2 separate regions of the Homo sapiens genome follow, and region 1 is linked to region 2. Evidence: chromatin contacts called from ENCODE Hi-C or POLR2A ChIA-PET data. All regions are on one chromosome and are shown on one strand. The core of a region is the stretch at or near the end of the contact, and the rest is flanking DNA. Distances in the headings are between cores, read along the strand shown. Region 1 overlaps GNAS (GNAS complex locus). Region 2 overlaps LOC107985382 (a long non-coding RNA gene).

The links. A loop is a pair of places that touch in the nucleus more often than their neighbours do. ChIA-PET counts read pairs that join two places held with the same protein, here RNA polymerase II (POLR2A). Pooled maps may share reads with other maps.
Region 1: a loop to region 2 is called in a map of Calu3, with 2.1 times the contacts of the local background. The contact joins two enhancer-like sites. A Hi-C loop is called at or near these places in 1 of 168 maps with a recorded cell type or tissue (Calu3) and 2 of 50 pooled maps. POLR2A ChIA-PET finds 5 or more read pairs at or near these places in 8 of 52 experiments (BJ, GM10248, H1 and 5 more).

What each region holds. Positions count from the first base shown.
Region 1 is chr20:58,904,021-58,909,376 of GRCh38, forward strand. It overlaps GNAS (GNAS complex locus), which reads left to right. Exons shown (of 13, transcript NM_000516.7): 6 at 1,363-1,460; 7 at 5,142-5,196; 8 at 5,330-5,356. Among named protein-coding and RNA genes, the nearest start is that of GNAS, 15 kb to the left of the region's middle. RefSeq lists an enhancer at 3,623-4,102. Within about 2 kb of position 3,936, at least 36 of the 41 ENCODE cell types and tissues checked have a DNase peak (open chromatin) inside an H3K27ac peak, as active enhancers do.
Region 2 is chr20:58,943,130-58,950,425 of GRCh38, forward strand. LOC107985382 (a long non-coding RNA gene) reads right to left here. Exons shown (of 4, transcript XR_001754727.2): 3 at 5,531-5,724; 4 at 1,817-2,028. It also overlaps the pseudogene LOC112268264. Among named protein-coding and RNA genes, the nearest start is that of NELFCD, 34 kb to the right of the region's middle. Within about 2 kb of position 1,547, at least 2 of the 41 ENCODE cell types and tissues checked have a DNase peak (open chromatin) inside an H3K27ac peak, as active enhancers do.

The DNA of each region.
Region 1 (5,356 bases), core at 2,686-5,185, 37 kb before region 2:
GTCACCCCTTCTACATCTTAGCTCACCTGTCCTCACAAATAAACATCACTCTTGAATACTACAATCTCACTTTATTAGATTGTAAATTTTTATGAGGAAAAAGGTCCTGAGCTATGGCAGGCTTAATTATTCCCTCATTCACATCTTAGGACAAAACTGTATGTTAAATATGGCACACAAATACTAATTGTCCATTTACTCCACTGGAAGTGCCCTAAGGTACCTTGGGATGCCTCAGTGAAGTGCCAAATGGAAGACATTCTCATTTTAAACAGGTGACCTTTTTATTAAGAGTTTTCTAAAGTCCTTGGGGCAAATGAAATCTTTTCTCATTATTAAAAAAAATGAAATATATCTAAATCATAACTCAAAAATCATAAAATAGAACATATGGAAAAGACTTTCCTCTGGATGCACGACACTGTTGGCTCCCTAAAGAACTACTTTTAGGGAACAAAAAACTGTTCAAGCCCAAGCATATAAGTTTAGGCCCCTTCGTGGGGAGAATGGCTTATAAGCGGGGAACGGGAAACGAGATGGAAAGATGTATGCGTTTGTAAGACCCACAGGGAAGAGACTTGTCTACAGCTAAAACAATGAGTTATTGTTGCCTTTTGTCAGGCTTTCGTGGGAATTTGTGTTTGTATATTTTAGATGGACTTGGCTGCAAACTTAAATTGGAGAAATTTAGTGGTATATAGTTAGTATGGATAGCTAAACTTTTTAAATAGCATTATTTTGAAAAAAAAGCAATAAACACAATATGTATAATATAACCCACTGACTTTCTTGAAATATGATTCTATATTTAATAGGAAAAGGAAACAGCAGCCTATTAAAAATGTATCAGAACAATAACTTTTTATTAGTCCTACTAACATCTGAACTTTTATGTTCCTACCTACAAGTCCCCCATCATCATTTTTTTTGGTAAGATTCACATTTTCCCAGGAGGAAAATTTAGTCCCAGCACATCTTACAAATGAAGTTTCTTATTTTCACAACATTGAACCATTTATTGGCATATTCTAACACATTTAGTGTATATTCTTCCTAAACAATTCTGTGAAGAAACTAAATTACTCAGTAGCTTACCCCATTCCCCCTACACACGAGAAAAGAAACTACCCAAAACCAGTAATTCACAATAAGACCCAGCAGCTAATTGCGTGAACTTTTGAATATGTTTAACGTGTTGAATTAAAGTTCTTTGTGAGCATTAATTCATTAATTGGGCTCAAAATTCAAAATCACACCAAGTGTCGGTCACATAGGGAACTCTGGTCTCAGGGTTTGAATGACAGTGTTGTTGATTAGTTCAAGCTCTTGCCTTTCTCTAAACTTTCTTGTGTTCACTTTCAGGAATTCTATGAGCATGCCAAGGCTCTGTGGGAGGATGAAGGAGTGCGTGCCTGCTACGAACGCTCCAACGAGTACCAGCTGATTGACTGTGCCCAGTAGTAAGTAACCGCCACCCAACCCATCAGCACATAAAACAGACAAAAACAAGAAAACATGAAAACCTGTGATCCTGCTTTGAAAGTTACTTGTTGATGATTCCTTTCTTAGAAGCCAACCAGTTACCCCACTGGCAGAAAGTTCTAATCTGATTCAATTGTTTATTTATAAAGTCCTTAATTGCATTTTTTTTCTTTTAGTGCAGCGACATTATTTTACATAAACATTTAAAGCCTGTTAGAGCAAAATGATGATGAGTTTCATAGTATTCCTAATTAGTAGGAAGTAATTAATTGAATTGACCCTAAGCATTTAGGGAAATAGGGCTGTGCTCACATTTTGAATAATGTAAAAATACTATATTTTATTGCTGTAATTTTAAAACATAACAAAGAGGAATGGTGAAGACATAGCTACGCCTCCTCTCTCCTTGGTAGTTGTTGATTGATCTATTTCTGCTCTCAGGTAAGCGACTCTAGTAGCTGCCTAGTGTTACTAGATCCTAGTGACTCTAGGTAGAGTTTGTTTTTGTGTTGTCTTGACTTTTGAACTCTATTTCATATCCTTATTTATTCCTTCTCACCGGGTCTTGATTCAAGGATGGTAAGTGGTCAATGGATTTTAAATCCTAAACTGTACACCTAAGCAGTACAATACCGTGGTGGGGTTATTTTCAAATAAAACAAATTACTACCTGCGAGGAGGACAGGTTAAGGCCTGCAGTAGCAATGGGAAAAGCATCTTTCTCCAAAGTCACTCATAAAGGTGGGCTCACCTGGTTGGTGTGTTGGCAAATGAAGAAGGGGGAACTTAAAACACAGACTTTATTGCACAACTCTACCTGATGCCCAGGCTGCTTCCCTTGCTGCCTAACACCTGACTTACCATTGCCTCAGGGATCGCCCTCTGTCCCTGTCACCCACCATGGTCTCTCCCAGAGGACATCGTACCCGATAGCTAGAAAGTTGCCTTTGAAATAGTTTATGGCTTCCCTCATCTTGCACATGATATAGCAAGCATGTGGTGGTCAGGGTTATTTAAAAAATATGTAAACATTATTATTATTTTTTTGAAACGGAGTCTCACTCTGTCACCCAGGCTGGAGTGCAGTGGTGCGACCTTGGCTCACTGCAACCTCTGCCTCCTGGGTTCAAGTGATTCTCCTGCCTCAGCCTCCCGAGTAGCTGGGACTACAGGTGCCTGCCGCCACAACCAGCTAATTTTTGTATTTTTAGTAGAGATGGGGTTTCACCATATTGGCCAGGCTGGTCTCGAACTCCTGACCTTGTGATCCACCTGCCTCGGCCTCCCAAAGTGCTGGGATTACAGGCATGAGCCACCGTGCCCAGCCAAAAATGTAAAGATATCTTCTGTTTGTTGATGCTGCAGAAATGCACAAAGCAGTCTCAGTTAATGATATTCTGAAGTAGGAGTGTCCTGTGACTTGGGGCAGGGGAGTCTAGTAGAGGTTTGATGTTTTAGCCATCCTTATTACAAGTAGCTGAAACTCGGAACTGATTTTGCTATAGGAAGTATTAGCTAATCAGAACCAAGGTGCCAGGCTGACTCACCAAGGGCTAAGATTGCTTTACTTAGTAGCCTCAAGCCCAAGGAACTGATTGTGAAAACCACCTGAATAAACAGGAGGGAGGAAGAGGTAATACTGTTCATCTATAAATCATATAAGCCTCTGTTAGGGTCTGCGCAATCTATCAACCCCAGCCCTGCCTTCCCATAGGAAATTCCTTTATTTTCAATTGCCACATACATAGATATTCCACGGTTTAATATACAAGCAAATGTGTATATTTTTTCAAGGAACAGAAAAAAACAGTCCATCTTGGCTGGTCCCTATGGCCCCCAGCCCCCACTCCTTCTTCAACAAAGTCCCTGATTTTCTCAAAAGTTCGAACCAAAAGCTGGAAGCGCTAATTATAGTAACGCAAAACAAATGGAAATCCTGGAATTGTTTGCATTTTGTATTTTGGATCCAAGTCAGAAGTTAAGTACAGGTACAAGATTAAGAGAGTTTAACCACCCCAGTTTTGAATGCTGGGGGGGCAGGGAGACCCAGTTTCGTTAATTAACAGTAGCTTAGCCAGATTGTTGAATTTTGTCGGGTTTCGTTTTCTCTCTCAAATCATTTAGAAGTTTTTGGGGTTTTTTTAAGCAACACTTAATTACTCCTGAAACTTTGTCTGAAAACGCACCATTTGTATAGATCATGAAAAGTTTTAAGGAAACTCAGAGAAAAAGAGAACAACGCAGCTTAAAACTTTTAAAATGTCCTCCCTCACCCGTGGCTCAAACAGCCCTGCATCTGCCGTGGCCGGCACGTTTCTGGTTGAACTGCCTTTATGTTAAAGTTCAGATACTGGTAGTGTGCCCATTTCTTAAGCTGTCTATTTTTATTTGTTGAGCTGGGGTTTGGCTGGCTCCACTCCAGATGTCTCTCTCACAAGATTTGGTGCTGATGATCTATTTATAGAACTGTGGTTCTGTTGCCATGGTAACATGCTGGAGGCCAGGGCGGCTGGGGAGCTATTTCTGGACTGGTGCTGTAATGTAAGATTGATTGGGCAAGTTAGTATATCCTCTAAGCCAGACTAACTCTGAACTAGTAAAAAGGAAGAGGGGAACAGAAAACTTAGGCAGTTTCTTTAAATAAACTTTTCTCTCTTTATGATTTTCTTTTCTCGTTAGCCCGCTTTAAAACAATTCCAATCTCTACATGCCCCTCCCTCCAAAAAATAACTGGTTTTAACATTAATTTTCCATATTAATTACCCCAATCTTTCAAAAGTAAATTTTCCTGTGTGTCTAGTCAAGCAACACAAACAAGATGCTTTTTTTAATGAAAAGCGTAATATCTGGAGTGTTCTATTTCATGGACCAAACAGAACGGAAGAGAACTTTGTGTTTGTTTCCTGTTCAGGATGGCTAGGGCGAGAAGGGCCCCTTTGTGCCAACCTCTTTTGTTCTCTTTAATCAATGAGATTCTTAAAAAGTAAAAAGGAAGGGATACAGATTCTCAGTAACTAAAACAATCTCGTGTGCCCTTGAGGGGAAAGTCCTTGATGTTTTTAAGAATGTCACTTTATTGTTTTTTAACTGAATGATATAGAGGTATACAATTTTCAAACTGTTTGCCATTTTAATCAAGCAATTTGAAAATTAAAATGTTTTTGTCAGGCATTACCAAATGGCACAGAATGTGATAGGCCAGCCTGGTTTTGGGGTCCTTTCTCTACTGGTTGATATGCATAAAACCTTCTAAAAATCAAGAATATTGCCAGAGAGCAACAGGAATAAAGAAGCTAAGTAAAGAATAAAAAAGAAAAATAGAAAAAATAAAAATAAACACGAAGAACAAAGCCCCACCACCGTGCTGTGCTGTTTGTGTGGCCCCACTGCGTCGAGGCCACAGGCTAGCTGCTAGACGCATCTAGAGTTCCCTGATTCCTAAAATTATTTATCTTAAATCCTGTTTGCCCTAACCTTCTTAAGGCATCAGCTTTGAGTTACAAATGTAACCAACACACAAGCAAATGTGCCATTGACTTAGTGCTGCATAACTGTGGGACGGTCACTTCCGTTGAGCCTGACCTTGTAGAGAGACACAAATAGTTGGCAAATTGATGTGAGCGCTGTGAACACCCCACGTGTCTTTCTTTTTCTCCCAGCTTCCTGGACAAGATCGACGTGATCAAGCAGGCTGACTATGTGCCGAGCGATCAGGTGTGCAAAACCCCTCCCCACCAGAGGACTCTGAGCCCTCTTTCCAAACTACTCCAGACCTTTGCTTTAGATTGGCAATTATTACTGTTTCGGTTGGCTTTGGTGAGATCCATTGACCTCAATTTTGTTTCAGGACCTGCTTCGCTGCCGTGTCCTGACT
Region 2 (7,296 bases), core at 297-2,796:
GAAATGCCTAGAAGAGGCAAATTCATAGAGACAGAAAACAGATTGCTGGAGGAAGAAAAAATGGGAAGTGACAGCTAATGAGAACAGGATTTTTTTTTTTTTTGGAGTGATAAGAATGTTCTGGAACTGGATAATGGTGATGGTTGTACAACCTTGTGCATATACTACAAGCACTGAATTGTGTACTTAAAAAATGTATTCTATAATATGTGAATTACTTCTCAATAAAATTAGTAGCATATTATACATATGCCTTGCCTTTTTCCCTTATCATCATCTAGAGGCCAATTAAAAGGGGACGAGACATGCAATATGAAATACAGTGGTGGCTTCTGTGAGCACTGGCCAAATTAAAAATGATAGTAACCCAAATCTAAAAATGCTTGCCTCAAAAAAGGGAATATTGGCTGGGCAAGGTGGCTCACGTCTATAATCCCAGCACTTTGGGAGGCCAATGTAGGTGGATCACTTGAGGTCAGGAGTTTGAGACCAGCCTGGCCAACATGGTGAAACCCCGTCTCTACTAAAAATACAAAATTTAGCCAGGTGTGGTGGCAGGTGCCTGTAATCCCAGCTACTCGGGAGGCTGAGGCTGGACAATCACTTGAACCTGGGAGGCAGAGGTTGCCTGAGATTGCGCCACTGCACTTTAGCCTGGGCAACAGAGTGAAACTGTGTATCCAAAAAAAAAAAAGGGAAAGAAAAAGAAAAAAAAAAGGGGATATTCAAGTCTTTCTACAACTAAGTTTTTAAAAACTCTGTAACTGGTTATAAGTAGGCTGAAAACTGAACCCATCCGAGACTGAACCTGCAGCTTGTATATTAACACAGTTGAATTCACAGTCTACAGTACTTTTTTCTTTTTTTTTTTTTTTTCTGAGACGGAGTCTCGCTCTGTCACCCAGGCTGGAGTGCAGTGGCGCAATCTCAGCTCACTGCAACCTCTGCTGCCTGGGTTCACGTGATTCTCCTGTCTCAGCCTCCCGAGTAGTTGGGATTACAGGTGCCCGCCACCAGGCCTGGCTAATTTTTGTATTTTTAGTAGAGACGGGGTTTCACCATCTTGGTCAGGCTGGTCTCGAACTCCTGGCCTCATGATCCAACCGCCTCGGCCTCCCAAAGTGCTGGGATTACAGGCATGGGCCACCATGCCTGGCCTACAGTACTTTTAACCAAAAGTGAGGGCAATGGTTGAGAAAGAAAGAAAGCCCGACAAGATGGAACTGGAATAAAAATATCCAGAAATATTCCGAGACTCCCCCGGTCCTACCACTCTACAACACTCCACTGTGCCTCTCCTCCCTTAGGAAGAGTCCTCGCCCTTTGAGGGAAAATAACCACGCTCTCATGCCCTGCTACTACACATTTTTACCTGGCTGGTAACCAGAATTGAAACTCAACCAGGCCTGGGAGTGAAATGCATTATTATGGAAGGAGAATGAAGAATTGCTTCTTGAAGGAAGAGCATGGCTGCACCAATATGTATAGTCATACTGTAAATAAAAACAAAAACAAAGCAAACAAAAGATATGTATAGTCATCATGAGAAGGGACTTAAGGTCCCCAGGCATAGAGGGTGGCGTTTATTTCTCACCTGGAATGAAGTTATTGATTTAGGTGCATTCTTTCAGGGGGTGTGGGCAGCTGCTTTAGCAGTTTGCTGCTTTGGCTAATGTTCTGAATGCTGCTCTGTGCAAAATGACATGGCAAAGCCAGAGACACTTTGGCATAAGACAGAGAAAGAATTCAAAGACTTCAGGAGACAGGAATGCCGCACTGGAACTGCAGTGGGTTTCCCCCTTACCAGCTCCTCCCGCCTCCATGTGGCTCCCGTGAGGGCTGGAAGGCTCTCCACTCACCTTGGCCTTGAGAAACGGATTGGTGAGGAATATGGCAGTCTTTCAAATGGGCTTTCACTGGCTGTTCTCCTGGCCTGGGGATATTGGTGGTACAGGCTGGAGTTGCCTTGCTGATCTCAATGGGAATGAGAGGAGCCGGCGTTGGCTTGGTCCACGTGGCCACAGTTACCTGCCAGAAGCCAAGGAGGCCGGGTAATCATAATAGGCAACAAGGCAGGTGTGCTTATTAGGTTCACAACATGGTTGGTGCAAGGCCCAGAGATCTTTAGTTGTGGTTAATTAGAGGGTTCCCAGGAATTATAGTGACAGGTGCTCCATCCTTTTGTATGCAACCATAAAATAAAAATAGAATAAAATAGACGGGGCTCGGTGGCTCACACCTGTAATCCCAGCACTTTGGGTGGCCGAGGCGGGCGGATCACCTGAGGTCAGGAGTTCGAGACCAGCCTGGCCAACATGGTAAAGCCCTGTCTCTACTAAAAATACAAAAAGTAGCCGGGCGTGGTGGCAGGAGCCTGTAGTCCCAGTTACTCAGGAGGCTGAGGCAGAAGAATCGCTTGAACTTGGGAGGCAGAGGTTGCAGTGAGCTGAGATCGTGCCACTGCACTCCAACCTGAGTGACAGAGTGAGACTCTGTCTCAAAAAAAAAAAAAAAAAAAAAAGAATAAAATAAGTCCAGGTCTAATGAAAATCAAGACATAAGGAAGTCAAGAACTGGTATCTAATTCTGTACGCTGGGTCACTTCATTGATCCAGAGTCTCTCGTCTAGAGACCGGAGACCATAAGTAACATGGTCTAGGTAGCCTTGAGACCCACATAATCACCAAGGCAACCTGGAAGGCTTCTTCCTCACATTTCCCCAAAGAGAAATGTGCCCTGGGAGAAAGAACATACCAAAACCTTTGGTCTACTGGATACTGGATCAAATCTAAGTAATGCGAATTATTGGGATCCTAGGAACCTCGACATCACCATGGTCTGCCCTTTGGAGTGAGGTCTATGTGGATCCAGAGATGGAGTGGGGATCGAGTCCACCAATAGCAAGCCCACCCCGAGGGTCTTTTCTGTCCAGATGTAGATAGATAGATGGATCTCCTCAGAATCAGGCATCATCACCTATTGGCTTGTTAAGGCCTGGAGTAAATGCCACCATGGTGGGCAGGGCCAAAAACGAGACACTGGAACTTCCTCTTTCCTCCAAAATAGCAACCAAAAGCATTGTTACCTCTAAAAAATGTTTTAAGTACACATTTCAGTGGTTGTAGTATATTGTAGATAGTCCCAAACATCAAACACTTGGAAAGGGTGTGCTTGGTGACCCCTGTGACATCCCCACTGAATCTGCAATTCAGCTGCTGCACAGGGTGCCAGTTGAATTAGCCTTAGCTTAATCAGGTGGTTTTCCAAGTGTCGATCCCAACCCAACTCCCATTTTCCTCTCACTAGGAAAAATCAATACAATGCCTGGAAACTGTTATGCACTTTTTTTTTTTTTGAGACGGAGTCTCTCTCTGTCACCCAGGCTGGAGTGCAGTTGAGTGACCCCAGCTCACTGCAACCTCCGCCTCCCAGGTTCAAGCGATTCTCCTGTCCCAGCCTCCCGAGTAGCTGGAATTACAGGCGTGCACCACCATGCCCGGCTAGTTTTTGTATTTTTAGTGAGACAGGGTTTCACCATGTTGGCCAGGCTGGTCTCGAACTCCTAACCTCCAGTGATCCGCCTGCCTTGGCCTCCCAAAGTGCTGGGATTACAAGCATGAACCACTGCACTTAGCCTGGTATGCACTTTTTTTTTTTTTTTGAGACAGAGTCTTTCCCTGTTGCCCAGACTGGAATGTAGTTGCGTGATCCTGGCTCACTGCAACCTCTGCCTCCTGGGTTCAAGCGATCCTCAGCCTCCTGAGTAGATGGGACTACAGGCATGTGCCACCACACCCAGCTAATTTTTGTATTTTTAGTAAAGATGGGGTTCTGCCATGTTGGCCAGGCTGGTCTTGAACTCCTGGCCTCAAGTGATCCTCCCACTTTGGCCTCCCAAAATGCTGGGATTACAGTCATGAGCCACCGTGCCTGGCCCTGGTATATACACTTTTGATTGTGCAAACGCATTTTTCTCCATCATGAAAGAGAAAATACCAGATGATGTTTCCTTTTACTCCTTTACAGTTCTTCTCAGATTCCTCTCTCCTTTTGGAACATACATTGTTCCCAGTGAAATGGAACATTGCACGTAACAGCTAATTGGTCTATTACATTAAAAGCAACACGTTGATAGACTAGGAAAAAAAGAGGAACAGTTATCTTGAAGATACATATATATTATATATCCATATAATATACGGTTGGTACAAAAGTAATTGCAGTTTTTGCATTGTTGAAATTTGCCGTTGGATATTGGAATACCTTCTTCTTTTAACAACATAATGGGTTTATATTTAATATAGTACTTATCAGGAGGGTGTTGCTAAGTTAATGTAAAGTTTTTTTCTTAACATTAAATCTCTTTTCCATGTCAACGTCTATAGTTTTTTTTAACATTAATTTTTTTCTGCATTTCAGTATTAGATACACTGAATACATTTTTCGAAATGTTTTTTCTCCAGAGAAAAAAGTTTCCCTTTTTGGCTGACTCTCTTATATCTAAATACAATATTAACTTGGGAGACAACAAAACAAAAATCTAATAAAAAGATGGAGAAAACTCCCCAACGATTCGGGAGGCAGTGATTATAACCGAACATTGGTGATTTCCTAAGATTCTGGGCAAGAACTTCCTTCTTCCTATTTCACATTCTTTGAGAATTCTAAAACTATGAAATATTACTTATGTAAATTTCAGCTATCTTACTTCTTTGACCTCCTTTCTAACTAGCAAATACAAATGATAGGCTGCATTTTTCTGTGCATTATTTGTTGTAAAGAAAACATATTTTTTTCAATTCATATATGTATGTCTGTTCCCATTTCATGGAAACAACGAAAAATGTAAAACTCCCTTATTTACTGATTCTTGGAAACTTTCAGACCCCAAAGCTCAGGTTTAGCCTCTATAGCACAAAGGTTTTCAGGGTGAGGTTTGACTCAGTAGGCCTTTCACACTCACATCTGTCCATTTCTTTTTCGTGCATATACTCCCGAGCAGCACAAATGCCTGTAATGCTGAGAACCACACCTAACAAGAGGGCGACTGCATCACCGGCTTCTACTGCTTCCACAACAGGCAGCACCAAAAGCAGTGACATGAGGACTAAGGACAACTGTGTTGAAACTGAGGTCATGATGTTGGAATCTTGAGGGCTGAAGGTTCCAAAGAAATGGTGTATATAGAATTCTATCTGACTTGAAATTTTCCCTTCCTGGAGCTCCGGATGCTGAGATTAAGAGGTTCCACGTGACACTACCTTCCAGGAAGCAGCCATTACAGGACTGCAATACATTCTTAAATGTGGTTATGTCATACATCATCTTAATGAGCATTTCTCTCTGTACTTATTTATTTTTGCTAATGACTTATTACTTGCTGTTTATTTTTTTCTTTATTTTAGACTATGGAAATGATGTTAGACAAAAAGCAAATTTGAGCAATATTCTTATTCGAGTTCAAAATGGATTGTAAAGCAGTGGAGACAACTCGCAACATCAATGGCCCAGGAACTGCTAATGAACATACCGTGCAGTGGGGGTTCAAGAAGTTTTGCAAAAGAGAGGAGAGCCTTGAAGATGAGGAGCGTAGCGGCCAGTCGTCGGAAGTTGACAACCACCAACTGAGAGCAATCACGGAAGCTGGTCCTCTTACAACTACACCAGAAGCTGCTGAAGAACTCAACGTCCACCTTTCTACGGTCATTCGGCATTTGACGCAAACTGGAAAGGTGAAAAAGCTCGATAAGTGGGTGCCTCATGAGCTGAGCGAAAATCAGAAACATTGTCGTTTTGAAATGTCGTCTTCTCTTATTCTACACAACAACAATGAACCATTTCTCCATCGGATTGTGATGTGCGACAAAAAGTGGATTTTATACGACAACCAGCGATGACCACCTCGGTGGGTGGACTGAGAAGCTCCAAAGCACTTCCCAAAGCCAAACTTGCACCAAAAAAAGGTCCTGGTCACTGTCTGGTGGCCTGCTGACGGTCTGACCACCACAGCTTTCTGAATCCCGGCAAAACCATTACATCTGAGAATTGTGCTCAGCAAATCGATGAGATGCACCAAAAACTGCAAAGCCTGCAGCCGGCACTGGTCAACAGAAAGGACCCAATTCTTCTCCAGGATAATGCTGACCGCAGGTCCTACAACCAATGCTTCAAAAGTTGATCAAATTGGGCTACAAAGTTTTGCCTCGTCTGCCATATTCACCTGACTTCTCACCAACAAACTACTGCTTCTTCAACCATCTTGACAACTTTTTCCAGAGAAAACGCTTCCACAACCAGCAGCATGCAGAAAATGCTTTCCAAGAGTTTGTCGAATCCCGACGCACAGATTTTTACATTACAGGAATAAACAAACTTATTTCTCTTTGGTAAAAATGTGTTGATTGTAATGGTTCCTATTTTGATTAATAAAGATGTGTTTGAGCCTAGTTATAATTTTAAAATCACAGTCCAAAACCGTAATTACTATTGCACCAACCAGAATATATAGAATATATAACATAATATATATTTGAAATATACTATATAAATATTATATATTATATATTTCATATATATTATATATTTCATATATAATATATATATTTAATATATAATATAATACATATTTTATATATATTATATATTATACTCTATATATAATATAGATCATATATATTCCACATATTATATATATTATACTCCATATATAATATATATATTTCATTCATCATATATATTTCATATATAGTATATTTAGGCAGGGTCTTGCTCTGTTGCCCAGGGTAGAATGCAGTGACACAATCACTGCAGCCTCAACCTCCCAGGCACAGGCGATCCTCTCACCTCAGCCTCCTGAGTAGCTGGGACTACAGGCACGTACCATCACACTTGGCTAATTTAAAATTTTTTGTACAGACAGGATCTCACTATGTTGCCCAGACCGGTCTCAAACTCCGGGACCCAAGCAATCCTCTTGTCCCAGCATCCCAAAGTGCTGAGATTATAGGCTTGAGCCATCACACCCAACAGAGGGTACTTTTTCTGGCTGTTCTGCACCACAGCCTCCTTGGATGGGTAGGAGTGTGTTCATTTATCATCTAGCACACAGGCTGCTGAAACAAGAGGAATAATGTTCAAACATGATCAAAAGGAGTATGCATCTCACACAGTGAAGCTGGGCTTGGAGCTATGTTTTAACTGAATGTGACTGAACATGGTCTTAATTTGTAAAAGAAGGGAGGTTTTGAGTTATTTAAAAGACGCATACGGGAAAAATTTTCAACTTCATACACGCTG